Linked DNA regions of Homo sapiens: region 2 is linked to region 1. Evidence: read pairs that join two places in POLR2A ChIA-PET (ENCODE). Cell type or tissue: GM12878. All regions are shown on one strand. Links, peaks and the distances in the headings refer to the core of each region. The heading gives the core; the rest is flanking DNA.

Region 1 (12,926 bases), core at 3,657-8,656:
TAAGTCACTAAGATGTTTTCCTGTGTTTTATTTTTAATGTTTTATACCTTTAGCTCATATTTAAGAATAAAACATATTTCAAGTTAATTTTTCCATACGGTGTGAGACAAGGATTGAGGTTCCTTTTTTTTTCTTTTACAGATAGCTATCCAATTATTTCAGCACTATTTGTTGAAAAAAATTATCCTTTCCCCATTGAATTTCTTTGGCACCTCTGTAAAAAATAAATTAACCATATACATGTGGATCTGCCTTCAAAGAAAAACCCTAAGGTACCTTTAAAATTATAGAACAGATTGTGAAAATATCAGATAGGACAGCATTTTTTTTAATGTATTGTAGAATAATTCATTGAAAAGATGAGTTGACATGACTGTTATGCTTTGAATCTGAATCTGCAATGCTCATTAATAATTTCACAAGTTTGGCACCAAAAATTTGTTCATCAAAGAATATGTTCAAGTTCTTTCTTTGAGAGGTCTATAGGCCAGAAGGAATAGGAAGCATATTTAATTCATACCCACCATACCAAATAGAAGCTGGTAAGGGCGATAAGAGAGGGACAGTTAAAAGTATTCAGAGACATTAAGAAAGGTGAAAGAATTAGAAAAGAATTTTCTAAAAAAATTCCCAGTTAGGGTATTCAGGGGAGCCTTCTCACTGAAGAGGACAGAAGGGTAGGATTTGCACACATAGAAGTGAGAAAAAGTGAATTCCAGCAGGAATAAAATACATGAGCAGAGGCATGAAGACAAAAAAACACGGGGCACATCACAAGAATAAAATGTAAACTGAAGAAAAATGTGAGTAATAGTATGTTTTCCATTCCACAATATTCCTTGCAGATAAGGATGTTTAAAGAGTTACCTTATCTGGAGGGAAATGAACCAGTAAAAAAAAAATACAAAAACAAAAAAAAACACAAAAAACAGAATTCCAAATTCCAATATCTTGCCCAGTCCACCATTCAATCAATTTAAACTGGAAAATTCAAAGAAAATAAATAATTTATTTCTTTAAAACAGTTTAACATTTCAGGTAGAAAATATATAAAAGCAGATACCCAGGTCAAACCACCTTTCTCCACAAAGTCTTCCCTAGATTTTTCCAGAACTTGAGCTTCTCTGAATACTAACAACTTCATTACAGCATCTTATCAAGATACAGTAGTTCCCTCTTATCCAAGAGGGATACATTCCAAGACCCCAAGTGGATGCCTGAAACTACAGCTTGTAATGAATCCTGTATATACTACTTTTTTACTATACTTACACACCTATAATAAAATGTAATTTATAAATTACACACAATAAGAGATTAACAACAATAACTAATAATTATAATAATATTACAGCATCACTACTACTGTGGCTTGGGGCTATCATTAGGTCAAATAAAGGTTACTTGAACACAGAAACTGCAGTACCATGACAGCTGATCTGATAACCCAGACAGTTCCTAAGTGATTAATGGGCAGTGAGTGTCTACAGCCTGCATGCTGGACAAAGGGATGATTCATGTGCTGGGCAGAATGGGAAATTTCATCATGCTATTCAGAATGGCGCCCAATTTAAAACGTATGTATTGTTTATTTCTGGAATTTTCCATATGTTTTTAGATTGTGGTTGACTTCAGAAACCACAAAAAGTGAAACTCTGGATTTCACCTGGACTATTAGATACCAGATATTCTCCTGTGTATTTAGTCTTGCCTCATAAGTAAATATGTCTCTTCCTTGTTTGAATACACAATTCTACCTTTTGGCTGATAAAATTTCTCAGAGTGCACTTTTAGTTTACATATATACAGGAAATATCTTCTTCCAGAAATATTTTTGTTTTGTGATTCATCCAGCAAAGGTTGTGAATGTTGTTGGAATTAAGGTTATTTCTCAAAGGCTAATCTGTTTGTGGTTTGTTTTGAAGCAGCATGCTATCATCCTTTTTATAGCTCCATATCAGCTTTATGTATAATTCAATCAATACCTTGGGGCACACTATTTGATGATTACAATAAAAAAGAGATCTATTTTGTTGTTCTTTGTGAAGCTACTTTCATTATCACGTGTCACTCAGTTACAAGAGTTTATGGGACCATTTACACCCAATGGACACTTTAAACATGCGGTTTTTATGACAAGTAAACTCCAAGATAAATGAAAACATTTTAAAAAGATATTAGGAGCCTTTCCTTGGTCTTTGATTGATATGAATTGGGGTAGTAAAAAGGATTTTCTTTTGTATAGCCCTGCCTGTTACAAGTCGCCAGAGAAATGGTGCTGAGATGAAGTGCTCCAAATAGCTAATGGCCTGGGCTTGTTCACTCAGTACCAGCAGGGTCCCTAAAGCTGAAAATAAAAAATGAAAAATAGGCAAATGATTTTTTAACCAATATACAAATACTTCAGGTCACCTAAACACATTTTGCACACTTTCTACAAGACTAGTTCAAATGTGGTCAATAGCTACCCCTCTGCTCTCAAATAGCAACCCCCATCAATTAGTGCTCCCCAAAGCATTATTTTTAATAGAGCAATGAACTGTTTATTACAAATAGTTACAAATACATTGATTTGTTTTGTGTTTTTATTCTTTTTTTAAGTTAATTTCAACTTTTATTATTGATTAACGGGCACACACACAGGTTACATGGGGTTAAATTGTGTGATGCTAAGGCTTGGAGTCCCCGTAATCCAGTCACCCAGGCAGTAAGCACAGTACCCAACAGATAGTTCTTTAGCCCATGCCTCTCTCTCTTCCCTTGACTTCTAGTGGTCCCCAGTGTCTAATGTTCCCATCTTTATGTTCATGTGTATCCAGTGTTTAGCTACTGCTTATAAGTGAGAACACGTGGTATTTGGTTTTCTGTTCCTGTGTTAGTTTACTTCGTATAATGACCTCCAGCTCTATCCATGTTGCTGCATATTACGATTTTCTTCTTTAAATCTACACAGTATTCCATGGTGAATATGTTCCACATTTTCTTTATCCAATCCCTTGTTGGTAGGCACCTAGGTTGATTCCATGTCTTCCCTATTGTGGATAATGCTGCAATGAACATACGAATGCACGTGTCTTTTTGATAGAATAAATTATTTTCCTTTGGGTATGTACCCAGTACTGGGATTGCTGGCTGGAATGATAGTTTTATTTTAAGTTCTTTGAGAAATCTCTAAACTCTTTCCATGGTGACTGAACTAGTTTGCATTCCCACCAACAGTGTATAAGCATTCCCATTTCTCCACAGCCTCGCCAACATCTGCTGTTTTTTGACTTTCCATTTTATTTATTTGTATTTATTTATTTATTTTGAGACAGAGTCTTGCTCTGTTGCCTGGGCTGGAGTGCAGTGGTGTGATCTTGGCTCACTGAAACCTCTGCCAGGTTCAAATGTTCAAGTGATTCTCCCTCCTCAGCCTCCCAAGTACCTAGGATTACAGGCATGCATCACCACACCCAGGTAATTTGTATATTTTTTTGTAAAGATGAGGTTTTGCCATGTTGGCCAAGCTGGTTTAGAACTCCTGGCCTCAAGTGATCCACCCACCTCGGCCTCCCGAAGTGCTGGGATTACAGGCGTGAGCCACTGAGCACAGCCTTGTTTTTTGACTTTTTAATGATAGCATTCTCACTAGTGTGAGATGATATTTCACTTTAGTTTTGATTTGCATTTTTCTGATGATTGGTGATGTGAGCATTTTTTCCTGTTTCTTGGCCACAAAAGCATCATTTCTTGAGTCATTAATCTATTTTGGTCTCTAAGAAAATCATTTAAAATGCAAGCCCCTTTAATTGGACAAAATTGAATATGAACTATGTGTTAGGTAGTACCATTGTATCAATGTTAATTTTTTTAATTTGATGAATTTTACTGTGTGGTTATGTAAGCAAAAAAAAAAAAGAAAAGGTTTGTGTTCTTATGAGCTGTATGCTGAAGGGATGAAGAGTCGTGACCTCTGCAAATTACTCTCAAATGGTAGAGCAAGATGATAATAATATAATAATCATCAAGATTATAATAGTTATGAGAATAAATATTGTGGATGTTTTATGTAAAAGAGAAAGAGATAAAGCAAATGTGGCAAGATGTTAACAACGGATTGCATTTAAGTGAAGGAATATGGGAGTACAATGTAATATTCTGGAAACTTTTCCTTAGGTGTGAAAAAATTTTAATAAAAAATTTATTTGAGCAGGACTAAGGATCCACCTGACCAAAGAAGCACCCACAGAAAATGGTACCCAAGTGGTACCTAAAGGAGCAACTGTCCCCTGAATGCCCCTTTGCCAGGTCTGTCCCATAGACCCTGGCCAAGTGAGGGATGAAAGGAGTACTCAGACACAGGTATGCAGTGTAAGAGCAGCTAGGGGACTGCCCAGCACTAGTGGCAGAAGAGTGAGTCGTCCTGAACAGCTGGAGCTGCTTGCTTTTATTCAGTACAGACATAATGTCTAAAGCCTGGAGCAAACACAATCTGCAGGTAATTAACATTATTGTTCCCCCTTTCAGGGAGCAGTCACGCATGCAGATGATCAAACGTCAGTTTCCAGACAACATAAGTAAACAAGCCTATTTAAGATAAATTCCCCTACACACCCTTGTACCTATTTCTTCACCCTCTGCATCAAGGTCAGAGAACAGCTGCCTTCAGCTTATTCTCCTCTAAAGCTATGCAGAGCCTTCCAACCTTTCAGAAGGCCTGTTCCTTTCCCTATAGCTTCTCCCACAACTCTGACTGATCTGCTATACCCCTTAGCAATTTATTTCTTTAAACTAAGCCATTGCTGTGCTACATCTACTCCAGTATCTGTAAACCTCCAGCACACTCCTTAGCATCCCTGACTATCCATTCTAGTCATTGTCATCACATGACTTGCTGGCATTTTCTTCACCTCCAGGTTAACCTGTTGACAATATCTATCTATCCTGAGTTGCTGTCTAGGAAGATGTGTCTTTATCACATCCCTTACCCACCCACCAATTGTCAACAGGCCAATAGCATATTCCATCTTCCTTCCTCCAGGATCTGCTCCATCAGTGATGCTCGCCCCTCTTGTGAGGCCACACTTACTTCTCCACTCAGCCTCTTGCTAGTTTTCCCCTCCTCTTGACCCCACCCTGCCTCCCAGCATATGTATGATCTCCTTTCACAACTTTTGAAGTATAAATAAAGGTGACAATGAGGTACCCTCAACTAAGAAACTGGGGAGTGGGGAGGAAATGAGAATTAAACTACAATCATGTATGGATCACATGTTATGGATCAAAGTGGAAACCTACAAGTTACTTTAAAGAGACTTAGTGGTTCTAAAGTCAAAGACTTGGCAAAAACGGGATAAGTAATATCAGTATAGTTATAGAAACAGTGTGGTAATTACCTAGAAGGTAAGTTCAGAAACACAGTAAAGGGGAAACAAAGACAAAACTATGGTGATAGAAATCAGAACAGTGGTTGCCACAGAGTAGAGGGAATGGAGGAGATTGATTATAAAATGGCAAAGGGGAACATTTTAGGGTGATGGAAATAGTCTAAATCTTGGTTATGGTAGAGATTACAAGACTGTACACATTTGTCAAAACTCATCGAATTGCACTTATAAAATTAGTAAATTTTACTGTAGGCAAATATAAGTCAACAAAGTTAATTTTAAAAGTATACCAGTTTTTATTAGTAACAAGATTGGGAGGACACAGCTCACAACTGATTACCACATACCTATAGGAAAGACACCCTGTTTATGAAGCTGTATAATGAAAATGTGTACACTCTTCTGCTATACCCCTCAGGGTCAAAGTGCCCTTCCCAGTCAGTGGTAGTTGCTCGGAAACTGCTTTCCTCTGGGAGCTTCTAGCCTGCACAGAAGCCTAACTGCATGATGTATCACAGTAAAATTGTCCTTTATTTGAATATACTGAGAATTTCCTTCTTGCACAGAGTATACTCATGACATTATAACCTTTTCGGAGAGCTGAAAGGACACACACAAACTTCTTATTTGTTATCAGATATCATTTCACCCACACTGAGCTTAAAATGACCAATAACAGCACTAAAAAGTATGTCCTTCATGTTTCTCTATTTCACTGGGGGTGGGAGGGTAAGACAAAGAAAAAAATGCTCTAATTGTATCCAGGATGGATTTTTCTCTTTTGTTAGGTTCAAATAACAAACCTAGGAAATTTTAAATCCTGGAAGTCCATCTGTCAGCATCTGGTTCCCCAGAGACCAAGAAAATGCTTTCATTTAGCTGAAGGCTGCTACTGGCAGCCACATACCCGCCTGAGAAAATACATCATTTTTTGCAAGTGTGAAAATGACTGCTAAGGGGAATAGGAGCCCTAGTTACATGCCCCATTTCAGAGCCTTCAGCCCCAGCTGCAGGGACCAAATAAGACAGTGATGGCCCTGGGGATTTAAGAATTCAGTTTCTCTCTGACAGCCTCAAAAACCCCAGGCCACATTGAGAAAGAAGAACTGCCTCTGTCACTAGCTCAGAAAACTCATCAATGGCAGGGGCCCAATCTTGGCTCCAAAGGAGCCGTTGCTGGCCCCTCACTTATCTTACCTATATGAGTGAACGCTGCCATAAAAGGTAGCTCTAGACCTACAGCTGCAGGCAAAGAAACTCTCTTCCTCTTGATTTACCATTCTCCTAAGCTGCCTGCCCACTCTCCAGCTTAGTAGAATTCCTGACCTTGCATCCCTGACTGCCATCTGCCCTGCCTCTTCCCACATCTCCCCTCCCACACATCTTGGCAACACCTAGACTGAACAGGCTCAGGCCCCAACATGATTCTACTGCTTCTTTCATATTCATGAATATGTTCAGAGATGTTTATTATTACCTAGATTTACAAATCATAGTTTAGCATATCGTTTCTGACATAAAATACAGAAAATTCTAAAAGAAAAAAATTCAGTGCCCCTTCAGACCTTCAATAAGAGTTACTATGTACAGTAAAATGATAAGAAAGGAAACCCTCAGCTATTCTGAGATGCAAATGCTAGGTGGTCAGCTAGGTCCACACTCAAGCTCATCACTGCCAGAACTTTTACACCTGGCTCTCAGCACATACAATTCAAATTTGTGCCTTAAACCTAGTGCAAGTGGCCAGGGAGCCCCAAAGTCTGAAACACAGAAAGCCAGGACTGTTAAATCTCAGACCACCGAGGCTCCTATATCACCACCAGCACCTGTCTACCCGTCAGGCCCATCCGGCTCCACAGAGAGTGGCAGCCCCAGGCTACATCAAGACCTCGATTTGACTAGCTGAACCCACCTGCACAAGGAGGGGAACAACAGACCCCTTGCTGTTAAAGGGGGCCCAGGCTTCATGTGTGTGCACAGCAGTTTGGCTGAAATGGAGACATTACAATTAATGCTCCTGATGGCCAGAGGCACAACCTTTTTCTCCCCTGCAGGTTGGAAAGTCCTCTTTCTGTTGTGATGGAGTCCTGTTGGTTTTCATTTATATTTTTCACTGTCACATTGCCTATTCTCTCCACCTCACTATCACAGGTCAGTCCCATTAAATCATGCCTAGATGGTTATGCTAACCCTTCCTGGCCTGGCTTCCCAGGCTCAACCCTAGGGGCCAGGTAGATGGACACTAAACCACCACCTATATTTTCCTCTTATATTATTTTTGAGAAACATCAGTGAGTCCCTTTGATTTAAATATTGTATTAGTCCATTCTCACACTGCGATAAGGATACTATCTGAGACTGGGTAATTTATAAACAAAGGAGGTTTAATTGACTTACAGTTACGCATGGCTGGGGAAGCCTCAGGAAACTTATAATCATGGCAGAAGGAGAAGCAGGCACCTTTTTCACTAGGAGGCAGAAGAGAGAAGTGCAATCAGGTGAAATACCAGACGCTTGTAAAACCATGAGATCTCGTGAGAACTCACTCACTATCACGAGAATTCCATGGGGAAAACTGCCCCCATGATCCAATCACTTCCCACCGGGTCCCTCCCTCGACACGTGGGGATTATGGGGATTACAATTTAAGATGAGATTTGGGTGGGGGCACAGCCAAACCATATCAAATATCAGCTCCAAATGTCTTGGCCCATCTTTCCGTGTCCCCCTACCCTACACAGCCTCTCTCACCATTTTCCAGAATGTACCTCCAACTCCAGCTGGACAGATTTACTCACTCTTCCTTGTTCGCTCGGATTGGTACTCATATCTTTCCTCCACGTCCAATTTTCTCCTTTCTTATCTCTGGTATAGAAACCACACCCTCCCCTTTTCTTTATGGCCCAGAACAAGACTTAGGTTCTCAGTGAAGCATTCCTGAAATGTCTTCAGCTGCCACTGTCTTTTCTTCCTTTTCTGGTGTCCTAATGCATCTGTAATTCACACCACACAGGTTAGCACTTCATTGTTTGCAAATTGTTTCACATGTGTGTTTTTTTTTGTACTTTGAGACTTACCCTGTATCACGCTAATACCTGCAGAGTGCTAGACACCTGTGGGAGACTTCCCAGTTGATTTCTGGGCTGAATCAATTTGCGAACAATTGTAAAATTCAGTAATCACCATGTGAAATATTCCCATTTCCCATGTGATTTGACATTTTTACCCAGGAGAACATCTCTCATCTTTTATGCTGCTACTCCACGGCTTTGATAAATAGAGTTCACCTCAAATCTCCCTTCAAACCATATTTAAACTTCCCCCCTTCCAGCAAAGACTCCAGGCTAGATTTCATTGAGCCAGTCAGCTTTGCTAATTTGTAACCAATTTTTGATTTACTAAATGGCAGCATTCAGCTGGAGGACAGATGGAAAAGCTGCAGGTAACTGCTGACCTTCTGATTAGAGGGATTAGATAACCATACCTGATTTCACATTCAGATTATCTACAGAGATTGGATATGAAAGATCTTTCCAAGGGTTAGAGGGAGGAAAGAAAGCATATGGCCCCAAAATGGCATGTGGCTGAAGGATTTATGAATTAACAGAAGAAGGGATTTATTATAACCTTCAAGGCAGATAAGAAATATGCTGGTGCTGTGCTTTTCTGAAAAGCTGAATGCCATTCTGAGAAGGCTGGTTCTAACAGGGAACTTTTATTCTCTAAATAAGTAGAATATACTATTACCAATCAGGGCTTTTGCTCCTAATGAGAGGTACTGATGGCTGCTATCACTAAAGCATCCTGAAAACCTGTGACTGCTCTGTGGCGAGCAGGCCAACTCCAGGCTCAATTGTGCAATACAGGGTGTTTGGTTTGGTTCCCGTCTCACTTCCCCTTTTCTTTCCTCCTTCCTTTGTGTCCATATCTCTTCCAAATCCCCTTCCCAGACCCTTCATGAATATCTCCCGTATTAGCCATCTGTGATGGTTACTACTGGATGTCAACTTGATTGGATTGAAGGGTGCAATGTATTGATTCTGGGTGTGTCTGTGAAGGCGTTGCCAAAGGAGATTAACATTTGAGTCAGTGGACTGGGAAACGCAGATCTACCTTCAATCTGGGAGGGCACCATCTAACCAGCTGACAGTGTAACTAGAATAAAAGCAAGCAGAAGAACGTGGAAAGATTAGGCTTGGCCAGGCACAGTGGCTCACACCTGTAATCGCAGAACTTTCGGAGGCTGAGGTGGGCGGATCACTTGAGGTCAGGAGTTCGTTCCAGACCAACTGGCCAACATGGTGAAACCCTGTATCTACTAAAAATACAAGAATTAGCCGTGTTGGCATGCACCTGTAATCTCAGGTACTGCGAGGCGGAGGCGGAGGTTGCAGTGAGCTGAGATCACGCCACTGCACTCCAGCCTGGGTGACAGAGGGCAACTCCATCTCAAAAAAAAAAAAAAAGATTAGACTGGCTTAGCCTCCAAGCCTACATCTTTCTCCCATATGCTGGATGCTTCCTGCCCTCAAACATTGGACTCAAGGTCCTTCAGCTTTGGGACTTGGACTGGCTTCCTTGCTCCTCAGGTTGCAGATGGCCTATTATGCAACCTTACCTTGTGATCTCGTGAGTTAATACTCCTTAATACATTCCCCTTTGTATATACATCTATCCTATTAATTCTGTCCCTCTAGAGAACCCTGACTAACATACCATCTCACCCCTTTGCACCCTTTTTCTCACTTGTATGCCCATCACAAATTCCTCCCAGCCCAAGGTGAGATTCACACTATGAATGATGGAAAGAGAACTCCGGGAGTGACTTCCCCTCCCCAGGAGCTCAGATAGCCATTTGAACATGGAAAAGACTAACATAACCCATGGAAGTGACAGATTTACAGTTAAATTTTGGAAAGATGTTTTGGCCTGAGGATTATCTAAACACATATTACATTATAGACCATCTGGGTGTTATGAAAGCTTCAGAAATTGTATAGAGTTGGGTAGCCACAGACAAGGTAGGTACAGGAGACTCCGATGTGACCTTGAGGGGCAGCATCAGACAGGCATGGTGGGTGCCTCCAAAGAGGAAGAACAGTGTGCAGGAGTGAGTTGGGTGGCTACCAGTCCCGAGGATTATCTGGATTGGGGAAAAGCAAGCAAAGTGAATTCTGGAGAACCACTTGGTGATGAGTCATGTAGATGCCATGTCTGACTCAGCATAATGGGAGGGGAAGACTTCTGCCTTTTCCACGGTGGCTTCTGGAAAGCCACAAAAATGAGCAGCACTAACCTGTCACAAACGAACTTCAACCTTAAAGGAGAACCAAGGCCTCCTGGAAGGTTAGCAACAGAAAGACAGCTAAATTTTCTTTCTGTAGATTTCTTTTTTTTTTTTTAAGTAAAAAATGACTACTTGCTATTTATGTATATCCCAAGAAAATGCAGAATTATACCTTCAATCACAGTTTTTTTTCCCTATGAGCCTATTTTTATATTCACCACAGACTAGTAACATTTCTCCTTCAGAGATTGTCTAGAAAGATTGCACTGTCATTAGAAGTTTCATGTATTCACGTTAGAATAATGTGGACCAAGTACAGACATGAGAGCATGCCAAGGGTATTTGTGGACTGGAAAACATGACAGGCAACAGAGCCTACATGAGATGTGCCAGAGAGTGCAAGACGTGAGACTAGAAGGGCGAGTCTGGGTCTGGGTGCCCAAGGGGCTCACTGTTGGATAAGAAGATTGAGTTACAACACTGGCCGAGCATTTTCCCATTACCTCGTTCAGATAGCAGAGCATCCTCTCAAGTCTGGTGTTTCACTTCTCCACATTTACAAGTGCAGAAACTAAGGCTCAGAGAAACTAAGTACCTTGCTCAAGATGAGAAATCAAGCCAATAACAGAGCTAGGATTTGAACTCACTCCTGTACACCTCAAAGTGTGTTGTACTCCTATCTCTACTGTTAAAAGAAAAACCTTAGACAAATTAAATTAAACAGAGTTTAATTGAGCAAAGAATGATTCATGAATCAGGCATCCCCCAAGCCAGAATGGGTTCAGAGAAACTCTGGCACTGCCAGGTGGTTGAAGAAGATTTATGGAAAGAAAAAGAAAAGTGACAGAGAGAAAACAGAAATGAGGTACAGAAACAACGGGATTGGTTACAGCTCAGCATTTGCCATATTTGAATGTGGTTTGAGCAGTTGGCCACCTTTGATTGGCCACAACTCAGTGATTGGTATCAGAGTAGGTTATAGTCCATTTACACTTTCAATGACATGTATACTATGCACGTAGAAACCTTTAGACAGAACTTATAATATGTAAGGAAACAGCTTTAAGCTAAATTTTATTTAATACTACCATGCAACACTCTATCCAGTTCATGTTTAAACACTGGAGACACTGAAAGAGGTGATTTGGAAATGTATAGGGGGATGTGAGTGGAATAATTGGAGACCATAAGCCCTGAAAGGTATGCTAAGAGCCACCTAGTTATCTGTGTTTAGGTAAAGTTTTAGTTTGACATTACCAGCCCAAAAAGAATATTCAATCCAAAAAGGCTCTCAGAGAAGTGATTTCACACTCTTGAATGGTAATGCTTTATTTTTGTTGTTGTTGTTCTTGTTGTTAAGTATGTCTGTTTATTAGTTTTACCTAAGTCCCTCTAGGTATGAAAGAATTCCTGCTACTTAACTGAATGATAAAACAAATGCCTCCACTACAAATTTTATTTATGGCATAATTTTCTCATCTCCGAAGAATGTGCTATAGACTCACTGTCTTTTAGAAATATGGACCATCTAAGCTTGTATATGCTCAATAACACTCTAAATGTGTTTATTCAAGCACTCTTCTCCTAATTATTAAGTTTGGGTGTATTTCAAGGGACATTTACTCCATCTCTGAGTCATTTACTTTCAGTTCATTCACATCTAGAAGTAGACTGCAAGAAATATTTGCTTCTTAGGTGGTATCAGAGCGACCACATAACCTTAAAACTTTGTTCACTGGGCCAGGAGAAAATGAAAATGTCAGTTTTCAAGCAAATTTTTGATCTTTGAGAATTAAAGAATGGGTTGTTGGCAAATAGCAGTTGCTTTCTAACTTTACTTTCTGTGCTAAAATTTGAGTCACTCCACACACTTAGGAACACACAAAAGGCAAAGAAATGAGTTAATTTTGTTGCCTGTGCCACTCTCTCTTCTGCCCTGTATTCATGTCCCTGGGTCAGTATTCATGTTTTTGCCCTGAGGCCAAACTGTGCTCCTTTTTTTTTTTTCATGTAGCACATTTCCACATGAACCTCTTAGAAAAAGTCAGCATTCGATAAAGAAAAGCCAAGTCAGAAATAAATCATAATATTAAGTTACAGAGGAGCAAGGCTGAATACTGAACAACCGGTACACCATGATAACACAATTTAGGGCAGCCATAAGTAAAATCCAGGTCAGTGTCAGGAAGTCATGCAGGGTGTTCCTTGATGAACAAAGAGATGCTATGTAAATTACAAATCAAATGGAGAGTACATGCAGGATATTTTAT
Region 2 (12,926 bases), core at 3,844-8,843, 54 kb before region 1:
AAACAAAAGCATGGGGAGAAACTGTGTGCATCTGCACCAAGAAATTTCAAAAACTTGGAACTTACAAAGCTTACTTGGTTTTAATTGTTAATAGTCAAACTATTTATCTATTGTAAATGATGGTGAAGTTCTCATACAGTAATTAAGTTCTATAATTCCTCTGTGTCTTAAGCTATCAAAGGTAGCTGCATCTAATCTTTTTCTCACTCACTTCTTCTTTCTCCAACACAAGATTTTACTTTTCTTACTTCCTTCAGTTTTTTTCAGCCCCATTAACTGTTTCCTCTTTAATTTTTTTGTCCTGCTCAGACATGCAAGGCAACCTAGAAGCCTCATTGTTTCAGATAGAATTAGAATTAGTGGACGTGAATTAGAAAAGATGAGATTTATGGAAAATGTGATGGCCTGTTTCAAATATCCCAGCACTAAAATGAGAAACACACTTAAGGATATGCCAACAACTTCATGGGCTTCTGTTGGTGAATCTCAGCCTTTGTAACTGTAGCATGTAAAAACCTGTTAGATGAGGATGGAAAATACTGTAATTTTTTTGACAAATTACTAAAAGTGTTTAACAAGGAAACAACCTGTTATTTTCATGAAAAGAAATAGTGAGTTATTTCCTTTTTTTACCAGCATCTTATTTTCTTCAATTTTAAAGAAATAACTATATTGTTATCCAAAAATGGGACACTTACCCGTGCAAATTGTAAACCAAAATGAATCATAAACCCCTGTAGTCAGGGAATGTTGAGGTGCTAGCAATCATAATAAAGTAGGAAGGGTTGAAGAAAGAATATGTAATCAGATATAAGGCAATCTCAGCACACAGGCATTTAACGTCTGCAATTTACCCACATATGTTTGGCAAACAAACCAAAAAAAAGGGTGAGAAAAAGAACCAACAATTTAAATAGTGTGGGCGACCCAACCAGCTATTCTCCTCCACTGAGCATATGCCTCAGAGTGCGCTTGAGGTGGGAGCTATCAATCTGCTGTTTCTAAGTCTGGTTCTAGTTCCCTTAAGTGAAAACCTAATGAGAACAGACACAGCTTTTACAATATGCACTAAGTGCAAGCTGACCACTTCATCTAATACTCAACTATAGAAATAACTGTATGCTACAAAGCTGGAAGAAAAAAATAAGCAGCACTGGATTTATCAAGAAATGGCGTACCTGCTTCCAATATGGCACCTTCCTAGTCCTTTCAAAATGCACCGCTGCACAGAATTCAGGTGACTGAACTAAATTTGTTCTTGTCAATTTTTTAAAATTCTATCAAGTTATTTGGTGGTTGCTGTCATCACAAGCATTCCACAAAAGAAAAGAAAGTGCATTCATTCATGTAGAGTCTGCATGGTATGAGTTTACAGAAATGGAAGTTTATGGAAGTTGAAATAGATCTCTTTATAGAATTGACTCCTCTATCCCAGAAATATGGAATATTCTTCTATAGATTCTTCTTAATGATGTTTTGTAATTTTCAGTACAAAAATAATGCATATCTTTTAATCAACTAATTCTTAATTGATGCTTTAAGAAGCTATGGATAATTGTGTCATTAAAAAATTTTGTTTCCTATGTGTCGCCAGTAAATAGAAAGTCAACATGGCAAGCTTTCAGTATTTCACAATTAGGTATATGTGTTATTTAGCAGTATCTAGTAGAGCTGAACATATGCATATCCTATCAACCAGCGATTCCACCCCTAGGTGCATATGTTCACTATATTTATAAGAATGATTATAGCAGCATTATTCAAAATAGCCTCAAGCTGGAAACCACTTAAATGTCAACCAACAATAGAATGGATAAGTAAACTGAGGCAAATACACCCTGGAATACTATATAGCAAAGAGAATGAAATCACTATAACTATATGCAACAGGATGAATCTCATAATATAAGAGTGAACAAAGGAAGCCAGATACAAAAGAGTACCTTCTGGATGATTTCACTTATATAAAAGATCAAAATGAGGGAGAACGAATCCATGCACATGGAAGTCAGTATAGTAGTTATAATTGGAGAAGGTAAATGAAAGGAACAGGAGAAAACTTTGGAGGGGCTTATAATGCTTTGCTTTTTGATCTAGGTGCCAGTTACATGGGTGTGTCAGTTTGTGAAAATTCACTGAGTTGAATAGTTACGGTTTGGGCACAGGGGCTTAAATTTCTACTTCGAAATGCAAAAATGGGGCTTCACTGATTTCTAGATTTAATGCATTGGGGATTTTTAAAAATGCAGAATTAGTATCACATATAAGGCCCATAGGACCCATCCCAACATACCTGCTGCCATTTAACCTTTTGCTTTATATTCAAGCCACATACATGTAACTCCATGAACACTCTATGTGCTCTCCCTCCTCCATTCATCACTTTTCCTGATATCTTATTTTATCAGGCACAGCATAGTATAGCCATAATAGCACGAATTCAGAGGAATTTGCCTTAATGCGAATGAAGGCCCTATTACTTCTTAGTCTTGTAATCTTGGGCAATTTACATAACAGTTCTGTGCTTCAGTTTCCTCGCCTGTAAAGTAGGATGGCAACAGAGTTGCCTCATAGATTCTGTTCAGGTGCCAACTTTCTGCTTGTCCGAACTGTTAAAGTAGTGGTCCCCATTCTGTGCTTCTTTATCCCTCATCACACCTCTAACTGAAATGCATTAGAGATGTTATTAGTTTGCTAAGTACCACAAGTTGAGTGATTTTAACAACAGTAATTTATTTCATCACAGTTCTGGAAGCAGGAAATCCAAGATCAAGGTGTTAGCAGAATTTGTTTCATCCTGAGGCACCTGTCCTCAGCTTTTTCAAAGATAGTCTTCTCCCTTTTTCTTCACATGGTCTTTCCTCCCCGCATGTCTGTGTCTTAATCGTCTCTTCTTATAAAGACACCAGTCCTATTGGATTGGGCCTACCCTAATGACCTCATTTAACCTTAATTATCTTTTCAAAGATGCTCTCTCCAAATACAGTAAATCACATTCTGATTTACTAGGAGTTAGGATTTCAACATATCAATTTTGGGGGAACACAATTTCGCCCATAAAAAGATATTTATCTCTCACTCTCCTGTAATTATGATCTCTTAGGGCCATGTCTTATTGTCTTTGTATCTCCAGCTCCAAACATAGCATCTGACAGGTGGGAGACTTTATAGTTCTTAGGAACTACAAAGGGAAAGAAGTTTAAACAAATAAGGTTATGGGAGCAAAATTTATTATTTATTGAAACGCATCAGTGATGTAAGGAAGGCAGGAAAGCAACATTCAATCAAGTAAATGATTAGAGTTGAAAACAAAAGTCAATGAATGCAATAAACTGACCCAGCTGGAACAGACAGAAGCATAGCTGTAATTCTACAGCAATCATTCCAAAGAGAAGTTTGTCTTTTCTTTAATAACAAATAGTTTTTTAACATTGATTTAGCTAGTAATTCCTGCTTCTCTGCCATTTTGTGTAAAACCCAATGGGGATAGGCTCTGTAGTTTTTTCCATTTTATTTTTGATTTAATTGTATTTTAATAAGCAATTAATTAACAGATTAAAATAATGATATAATAAGGTATAGGTTAAGAAACCCTCCTCTCACTTCTGTGCCTATCTTCTCCTTTTTCAGCTCTCCTCAAACACAGAATTTCTTCATGCAGTTGAGAGTACATGTGAAAATATATCTTATCCCTTTTCTCCTTTTTTAAACAAATGGTAGCATACTACATACACTGTTCTGAACTTTGCTTTTTACACTTCCCAGAATATCCTGGGGACTTTTCCATACCCATAAATAGTAATCTTCCTTGTTCTTTCATCCAGCTGTGCCGTATTGCACTGTGTGGATGTGCAATGGTGATACGGTTTGGCTCTGTGTCCCCACCCAAATGTTATCTTGTATCTCCCATAATTCCCACATATTGTGAGAGGGACCTGGTTGGAGATAATTGAATCATGGGGGCAGTTTCTCCCATACGGTTCTCATGATAGCGAGTGGGTTTCATGAGATCTGATGGTTTTAAAAAGCAGAGTTTCCCTGCACAAGTTCTCTCTTTGCCTGCTGTCATCCACGTAAGACATGACTTGCTCCTCCTTGCCTACCACCATGATTGCAAGGTTTCCCCAGCCATGTGGAACTGTATGTCCATGAAACCTCTTTCTTTTTTAAATTGCCCAGTCTGGGGTATGTCTTTATCAGCAACGTGAAAACAGACTAATACACACAGTTTATGTAACCAGCCCTCTAATGATGGATACTTGGACTGTTTCTCACAGGTTAACATTACAAATAATGCTAAAATGGATAACTCTTCCCACATGCCATTTAAAATATGTGCAGGTGTGTGTAAAGAATAAATTCCAGATATGGGTTTACTAAGTTAAAGGTTAAATGAGTGTATAATTTTTTTTTTCTTAAGATGGAGTTTCGCTCTTGTCTCCCAGGCTGGAGTGCAATGGTGTGATCTCAGCTCACTGCAACCTCTGCCTCCCAGGTTCAAGCAATTCTCCTGCCTCAGCCTCTCAAGTAGCTATGATTACAGGCATCTGCCACGACGCCCAGCTAATTTTTGTATTTTTAGTAGAGACAGGGTTTCACCATGTTGGCCAGGCTGGTCTCGAACTCCTGACCTCAGGTAATTCTCCTGCCTTGGCCTCCCAAACTGCTGGGATTATAGGCGTGAGCAACCATGTCCGGCCCCATAACTAATTTTGATACATATTTCCTGCTCTCCACAAGGGCTGTACCTGTTCATACTCTTATCAGCAATATATCAAAGAGCCTATTTCACCACAGTTTCACCAGCAAAGAACATTTCAAACTTTGAGTTTGATAATCTGACAGATGGGAAAAAAAAGATTCCCTGAGCTTATGTGGATACAGGCAAGGCAATACTATCCTACAGGTACTTAATCTGATATGCAAATTTCAGCTGAGGTTAGATCTTTATTTCTTAATTGTCTTAACTCCCAGTTTATCAATGATGGTAACTTATGATGAAGTAAGACCATGCAGGAAAGAGATTGTGGAGGATGGTGTGACTTCCTGGAGGTGAATTCTGCAGGTGAAATATAAGAATTTTACCTGCATCTCATGGTCCAGGCTAGATACTAGGTCCAAAGTAAATGCGAAGACAGCTAGAAAAAAAATGTCCCTAGCTGAGCATCCACTTCCTAGAAACAACCCTGTGACATGGAAGGAAAGAAGAAATCTTTGGAGGATAGTTAGAGGTCTCAGCCACAGAAATACATTGTTGTGTTCTGCTGTTATAACTTAATTTCAAGGGTTTCACACAAACACTGAACTTGAACATAGAAACCACTTTTGTTAAGCTGTGGAGTTATTTTTTTAATACAATTACTTCCCAAAACAATATTTTCTAAATTAGTCATCTCCCAAGTTCTTTGGCCTCAATGTCCTTATTTGTAAAATAAGAAAATTGAATTCGATCATTTCTAAGGATCTGCCAAGAAGCACCAATTGCAGGGATCTGGGATTGTTGTAGTTTAATGTTCCCTGCAGTAAATGAGTGGTTGGCCACAAGCCGATATCTTCAGTACCACCAAGCTGACTTTTTGGTTTCTTCCCTCCTCTGTCCTTCCTGGGTTCTTGCAAGAGATGTAGAAATACAGTCTTATCTTACTAGGAGGCTAACTTTAGGGAGGCATAGCTTCTGAAGATATCCTCAATCTCTTTGCACTTCTCAAATCAAAGAGGTTCCCTATTTGCTGCTGACTGAATTATCATTGAGTCATAATCTTACTGATAAAGGACTTTCATTAAATTAAAAAATATATATTGTTTCACTAGAAGAATTTATAAAGTGCCTACTGTGTCCAACTGAACTGTACTGAGGGTACAAAGATGAAAGAAGAAATTTAAACCCAGGAGAGGTATATGTTCTGACTCAGAAATGCAACAGTTAAGGGATAAAGAGGTACAAAATAGAGCTCCAGATCCAAAAGAGCTTATAATTTCTTTCAGCATATTTGGCATAGCCACACGAAAAGATGACAATATGAGATTACAAATCATTTTCTGCCAAGATGAGTAAACGGGGGAGGGCACACAGTGTGAATGAGGGCAGCGAGAGTCCTAACCTGAGTGACTTTTATAACATCAAGATGACGTTCCAACTGTGTAATGTGAAGCACAAAGGAAGCAGAAGCTCTGGTAAGCAATTCCCAACCATGCAAAGCAAACATGACCTCCCTTGGGGTCCTGCCCTTGACGGAGGCTGAGGTCGAAACTCCTTTCATTCTTGCCTGTAACCAGCACCTTTAGCTATGATGGGGAGTATATGCTTGTCAATCATGTGTTCCAATCAGAGAAGACACTAAAACCCATGTAGTCCAAGAGAATCTTTTCAGTGATAGATAAAACTCAGAAAGATCAAAGATCATCCATGCCTGAAACAGATGGAATTAAGAAAAATGCCATTAACCTCACCTCTATTCTCCTCTTGTTGACAGAGTTGATAGTCCAGGACCTGAGCTTGCTTTTGAAAGTGTTCCCTTTTAGAGTTGGGAGATCTTTTGTCTTCTTGTTTTTCCTCAGTATTTCACTTGGAGATTTAAGGCAAGAAAACATTTAAATTGTTTATCTCATACAATTGAAATGTCATTATTCTATGCTATCATGTTATTTAATTATTAGTGTTCTTCATTTTCAGGAATGTAAATGATGATTTTCCATTGTGTGGCTTACAAAAGAGTAATCCAGTTACATGTAACTGGGGCACAAAGGTCTATTAAACACAAGTCAGGAAACTCTATCTTCACCCCTGCACCTCTCCCTGCCTTCAGCAGCCACGAGGTAATACAAATTCTACTTACACATGACTTTCAGAACCAAAGCCATGTTTTTTTTAAATACATATCTGTGGCTTCTTTTTAATTTTTTATTTTTTTTTCAATTTTTAATTTGTTTTTATTATGTTTAGAGGTAGGGTCTTGTTCTATCACCCAAGCTGGTGTGTAGTGGCATGATCATAGCTCACTGCAGCCTCAAACTCCTGGGCTCAAGCAATCCTTCTGACACGGTCTCTATATGTCGCCCAGGCTGGCCTCAAACTCCTAAGCTCATTTGATCTTCTGACCTTGGCCTCCCAAAGCACTGGAATTACACACGTCAGACACCACACACAGCTCAGAGACATTTCTGAAAACAATAAAAAGAGTCAGCAAGCATGTAGCTGTGTGGTTTCCAATATGAGAAAAAAAAAAAAACAGGAGAGGAATAGCTAACCCTAGTTTATAGACAAAGAAACTGAAACACCACTTGTTTACATTACTAGGCCAACCCAGACTGGAACCCAGGTCTTTTGGTTCCAAGTTCAGTGTCCTTTCTACCATGTCTCTCTGTGAGTGTGGCCTTTCATATGCGCTATAGCAGAGAAATTAGTAGTCCACAGAACAGGAGGTCAGTGTTACAGCACACAGGTCCAAAGTCTTCATGTGATATCCAATACTTGATAATTACAATTAGATCTAAAAGGAGCTGAAGCTCTCTGGCCCAACCTACTCATTTTACAGATAATGACACTTAGACCCAAAGATGGTAGGTAACTTAAACAAAGTTGGAGTTAGAGAGTCCCCCATCTCCTAGTCCAAACTCATCACCCAACCATAAACTTGCCGGATATTTTGTCACATCATTCGATTGTCACTGCAAACTCCTCTAATCACATCTGATAAACTTGTTTTTTCAAGAAAACTGCATTTCTCTTTTAGATGTACATAATTCATCCTTAGCGACACCTCTCTCTCCTTTTCTCTTTTTTTTTTTTTTTTTTTTTTTTGAGACAGAGTCTCTCTCTTGCTGCCCAGGCTTTAGTGCAGTGGTGTAATCTCAGCTCACGGCAACCTCCACCTCCTGGGTTCAAGCGATTCTCCTGCCTCAGCTTCCCAAGTAGCTGGGATTATAGGCATCTGCCACCACATCTGCCTGATTTTTTTGTATTTTTAGTAGAGACAGGATTTCACCATGTTGGCCAGGCTGGTATCAAACTCCTGACCTCAGGTGATCTGCTTGCCTCGGCTTCTCAAAGTGTTGGGATTATAGGCGTGAGCCACCACACGTGGCCCCTGTCTCCTAATCATTTGTCTACCCTTCCTGTTTCCAAGCTCTGAGACTGAATATGATCCACACAGCAAAGACAAACATTCACAGATTTGTAGGGAACAGGCCAGGGCACCCCAAGTTTGGGGGAAGGGACAGCAGCTGGTCCTAAGTAGGTGAATACAAATGTTTCAAAAACTGCAGGATAGAGGCTAGAGTACACAAGGAGCAAGTCTGCCTCAGCTTCTGGCAAGGGCGTCTAGAAAGGAGGCATGTGCTAAGGGATCCTGAAATGTGACCTCCACATACCTGAGATGATTGTAGGGATGGGTTTGGGGCTATACGTTATTTATACCTTAGTGGGATGCAATTTAATTAAATTACTCTGCTTCTAACACATATTTGATTGAGCTCAGCCCCAGGAGGAGTGTAATAGCTGTAACTAGAAATGTAAGGAAGTAATTTTGAAAGGTGGGCAGTTCTGGAAAGGGCAAGCTTGCCCTGGGGAACTGCAGCATGAGGCTTTGGCACTATGAGAACATTGGTCTGTTAGGAGGTGGAATTCAGAGATAAGACTTGAGAAAGGGAAAGGGTGTCATGCAATCAGGAGCGAGGAATGGGAGGGAGGCAGGAGGCAGGTAAAGCCCCCAGTTTTCCAAGTCCCAAATCTGAGAGTTTCTTGTGTTGGTTTGAAGCTTTCTGAAACTTGATGAAGATTTAAGGCCTGCTGTTTCTTTGTTTTCCTCCTGGATAACTTCTGTCGGCACTTTACCCTCCCACAAAATAAACAGAAATGTTTATGAGGAGGATGCAAAGCAATATACTGTCAAGGAAGATGACACAGATCACCCACCCCTACAAGCCACGCACTGCAGCCGCCAGCTATGCAGGAAGGTTTTTAAATTGTGGTTTAGCTTTCTTGGCCCTGGGAGATTTTATTAACCCCCTGTAGCAATGGTTTCCATTTGAGGCCATTCCTTTTTTACTGGAAGAAGAGTGTGGCCGAACCCTGGTCACAGGATCAGGGATCTAGAAGCTGGCTGAACCCATCTCAGTCACTTGGTGGACTGATGAATGCGAAGTTGTTCAAAGAGGCAAGCTGCATCGTGTTTCTTCCCTGCTTAAACTTTCAATGGCTTCCAGTTGCCTAATGGAGAAGAGCCAAGCTCCTCAGTAAGGCCTGGTAAGGCTCATGCCTCATGGCGGAGCACACCTCACCCCCACCGCGCAAAGATCACCTCCACCTCCCAAAAGTGAATTTCCTAAAGTTTTCTAAATAAATTCAGCACCCTGCGGCAAACACCTCATTCTCTCTTCCTAGAATTAGCTTCTTCTCTACATCCTTTGATTGCCAATCCAAGCATCATACTGGGTAGAGAGAGGCAAGCGGGCAATAGAGACTGGAGCTCAAACTCTGGCTCCTGTTGACTGACTGGCTGGGCCAGTCACTCAGCCTCTCATTGCCTTGATTTAATCCTCTGCAAAGTGGGAAATAATACTAATCATAGTATTACCCTCACAGGATTGCTGGGAGGGTTACCTAAGTTAACCTACATAGCGCATTTGGAAGAGTGCATGGGATTTGATAAGTTCTGAACAAATGTTAGTCATCAGTCTGAGGTGTCTCTGCTAACCCACTCATGGTAGGTCAATAAGCTCCTGCTCTCTGCCACCACTGGGCTCAATATGTCCATTTGTTATCACATCTGTCACACTGGAGAGTTTTTTGTCATTTGATACCCTGTTTTCATCCAAAAAGGACTTGATTTGTGGTTCAGTCGCTAGCTTGCTTGTATTTATTGAGATGGAGTCTCACTGTGTCACCAGGCTGGAGTGCAGTGGTGCAGTCTCGGCTCACTGCAACCTCCTCCTTCCCAGTTCAAGCGATTCTCCTGCTTCAGCCTCCCGAGTAGCTGGGACTACAGGTGCGCGCCACCACGCCCAGCGAATTTTTGTATTTTTAGTAGAGATGGGGGTTTTACCCTGCTAGCCAGGATGGTCTCAATCTCTTGACCTCATGATCCACCTGCCTCGGCCTCCCAAAGTGCTGGGATTACAGGCGTGAGCCACCACGCCTAGCCAGCTTAGTTATTTATTTATTTATTTATTTTATTTATTTTAGTGAGTCTGTCTTCCCCATGGGTTGTAAACTGAGAGCACAGGATTTACGTTTATTGTGTGCTTAATTCCTAGACCAGTGCCTGGCACATGATAGATTTTCCATAAATGTTTGTAATGTGAGATGTAATTATTCCAGAAGAACATACAGAATGAAAAGTTCATTGACATGGCATCAATATCTGGAGGTTTCACTCTTGACTTTGCCTCTGACTTGTTCTTTGACTTTAAATAATTTTCTGGGCCTCATGGTTCCCATCTCTAAAGTAAGAAAATCTGGAGCTTAGCAAGGTAGGTCAGGGCCAGTTTTAGAAACATCTTAATGCTCAACTCTCATTGAACATTTCCTCTAAAACAATAATAAAATTCAATGAGGAAGGAAAATACTTTCTATATCAAAAAGACACCTGCACCTGTATGTTTATCACAACAATATTTACAATAGCAAAGATATGGAAACAAACTAAATGTCTACCAACAGATGATTGGATAAAGAAAATGTGATCTACATGCACAATGGAATACTATTCAGCCATAAAAAATGAAAACTAGATGAAACTAGGTGTCATTATCTTAAGTGAAACAAGTCAGACACAGAAAGACAAATACTGCATGTTCTCACTTATAAGTGGGAGCTAAAGAATATGTACACATAGATGTAGCGTATAGAAGGATAGACAATGGAGACTTGGAAGGGTGAAGGGGTGGGAGGAGGAGAATGATGAAAGATTGCTTAATGGGTACAATGCATATTAACTGAGTGACGGATACCCTAAAAGTCCTGACTTCACCATTATGAAATCTATGCATGTAATAAAATTATACTTGTACCCCATAAATTTATAAAAATACTAAGTAAATAAAATTCAATGAGAAATCAATCTATTGTATTAATGATTAAGATTTATAGTCAATGTTACTAGCATAGTGCCTAATATATAGTAAATCCTCAATACGTGGTAGCTATTGCTACATAGTACTGCTAAAATATTATTTTAATGCGAGAATAATATCCTAAGTATGTAACACATTTAACCATCTGTTATCAAATGTAGGTATTTTTTTCTAATATTCCTTATTTTAAATAAAGGAACATTGCAATGAATTTCCTTGAATATATGTTTTTATTTACTGCTATAAAAACACTCTTTCTTTAAACATGATTAGTGTCTTGGAAGGTATAAATGTGTTTAAGGCTTTGACACATATTGCCAAATTGTTTCCCAATAATTGTACCAAATTTCTCACCTGCCATGTATGGGATTGCTTGTCTTTCTTTATCTTCACCAGCAGTATATTTTATTGTTATTTAAATCTATGCCAATTGATAGGCAAAAACTAGTTATCTCTTTTTTATTTTGTATTTTTAATTACTAGTAAATTAATTTTTTATACTTAATAATTTATTTATTCTCTTCTATAAATTAACTTTTCACAATTCTTATGTTAAAATATATTTGGTTAGCCAAAAAAATAATGAGGGAGGCAGTTACACTAAAAAGTGTTTTAGTTAAAATGCACACAGATTACCTGGAAAGTTTTATCCCACAATTTGTTCTTAATCATTGACTATCTCATCAATGTTTTCTCAAACACAATTAGTTCTTCCCCTCCACCTCATGTCTCTTTCTTTCTGCCTTTTCCAGGGCTATATTCCAGTGTCACCTCCTCCAAGAAACTTCCTCAACTCTTTTTTGTCTTTTGCTTTTTTCTTCCAATTACACTATAGGCATCTTGGTTGCTGGGACTTGGATGTTATTTTTCTTTAAAATCTTCAGCCTCTAATATTGTATTCAGGGCCAGGCTTGCAGCAGGTCCTCAATGACTGGAAGATTCCATACCGTCAGTTTCATTAAGAGGGGCTTGCACTTGAGGAAGAGGAATACGAGCTCTTCCTTTGCAGTAAACTTATACGATAAACTTCATCCCTCTTGCAGGGCCATTCTATCTAATATGTTAATGGTCTTCACTCTATTTTATTGATATTACATCCTTTATCAATATCTAACAAATAGTTTTTAGTCCCCTCTTTTCTGTGATCGGTTGTTGCAGAAAGACGGAAGTAAGGGGAAATATCTGTTTCCCCAGAAATGAGGATTACCCAAGACCTAGCCATTTACTATCTATGCCAAAGAATCTCAGAACATGAACACAGGACTAAAAGCCATCTAAAGCAACACTGGTATCTTCTTAAGTGTCAGTTCAGTGATCTAAATGAGAGGAAATTAATTGAATCTATTTTTGTCTGGCATATTTACTGGTAGGGTAGATAGAGCCTAGGGTCAATTTTGCCAAGATTGGTTTAGGGATGCAGGTAGAGTTAACACTTGAAGCTCTGCAGATGTACTGCCCTCCTTATGTCCTTCAGAGCACAAGATGGAGTCAAGGGCTCAGTCTGAAGTCCACAGAGCCTGCAGCAAGTCCTGACATGCCGAGAGTGCTTTAGGTAAATTCCAGAGCAGAATATTCAACTTTACAAAATAAGCTAATTGGTAAAATGGAGGAAGACCTATAATGTAAAATAATTGTGTTATTTCATCTGCAAAATGTTGGATTACTGCATCTAGTAAGTGTCCTTAATACAACTAAGTCCTAGTTTTTAAGATTATCAGTCAATTGACAGGAAAGCTGTGAAGTAGGAAGCAAGAGTGTGCATCATCAAATTTAAAGGCAAAGGTCGAAAAGCTCAACCACTGAAGATGAATTCAAGATGAAGATGTGGTCCAGTATGTTTCAACAACAGTCAC

What was found. Peaks named below come from ENCODE experiments on the same cell type or tissue, not always from the same donor. Only the 100,000 strongest peaks of a DNase experiment are listed, where the experiment ranks them.
Region 2: POLR2A ChIA-PET joins it to region 1 with 8 read pairs; 2 of 35 experiments call an interaction of 5 or more read pairs at or near these places.

The regions. Positions count from the first base shown.
Region 1 is chr18:42,181,603-42,194,528 of GRCh38, reverse strand. LINC00907 (long intergenic non-protein coding RNA 907) reads right to left here and starts at 7,861. Exons shown (of 10, transcript NR_046174.2): 1 at 7,767-7,861. In GM12878, for the core only: no CTCF peak of the experiment used is centred there; a DNase peak (open chromatin) is centred at 6,388.
Region 2 is chr18:42,236,255-42,249,180 of GRCh38, reverse strand. All of the region lies in intron 3 of LINC00907 (long intergenic non-protein coding RNA 907), which reads right to left. Among named protein-coding and RNA genes, the nearest start is that of LINC00907, 56 kb to the right of the region's middle. In GM12878, for the core only: no CTCF peak of the experiment used is centred there; no DNase peak of the experiment used is centred there.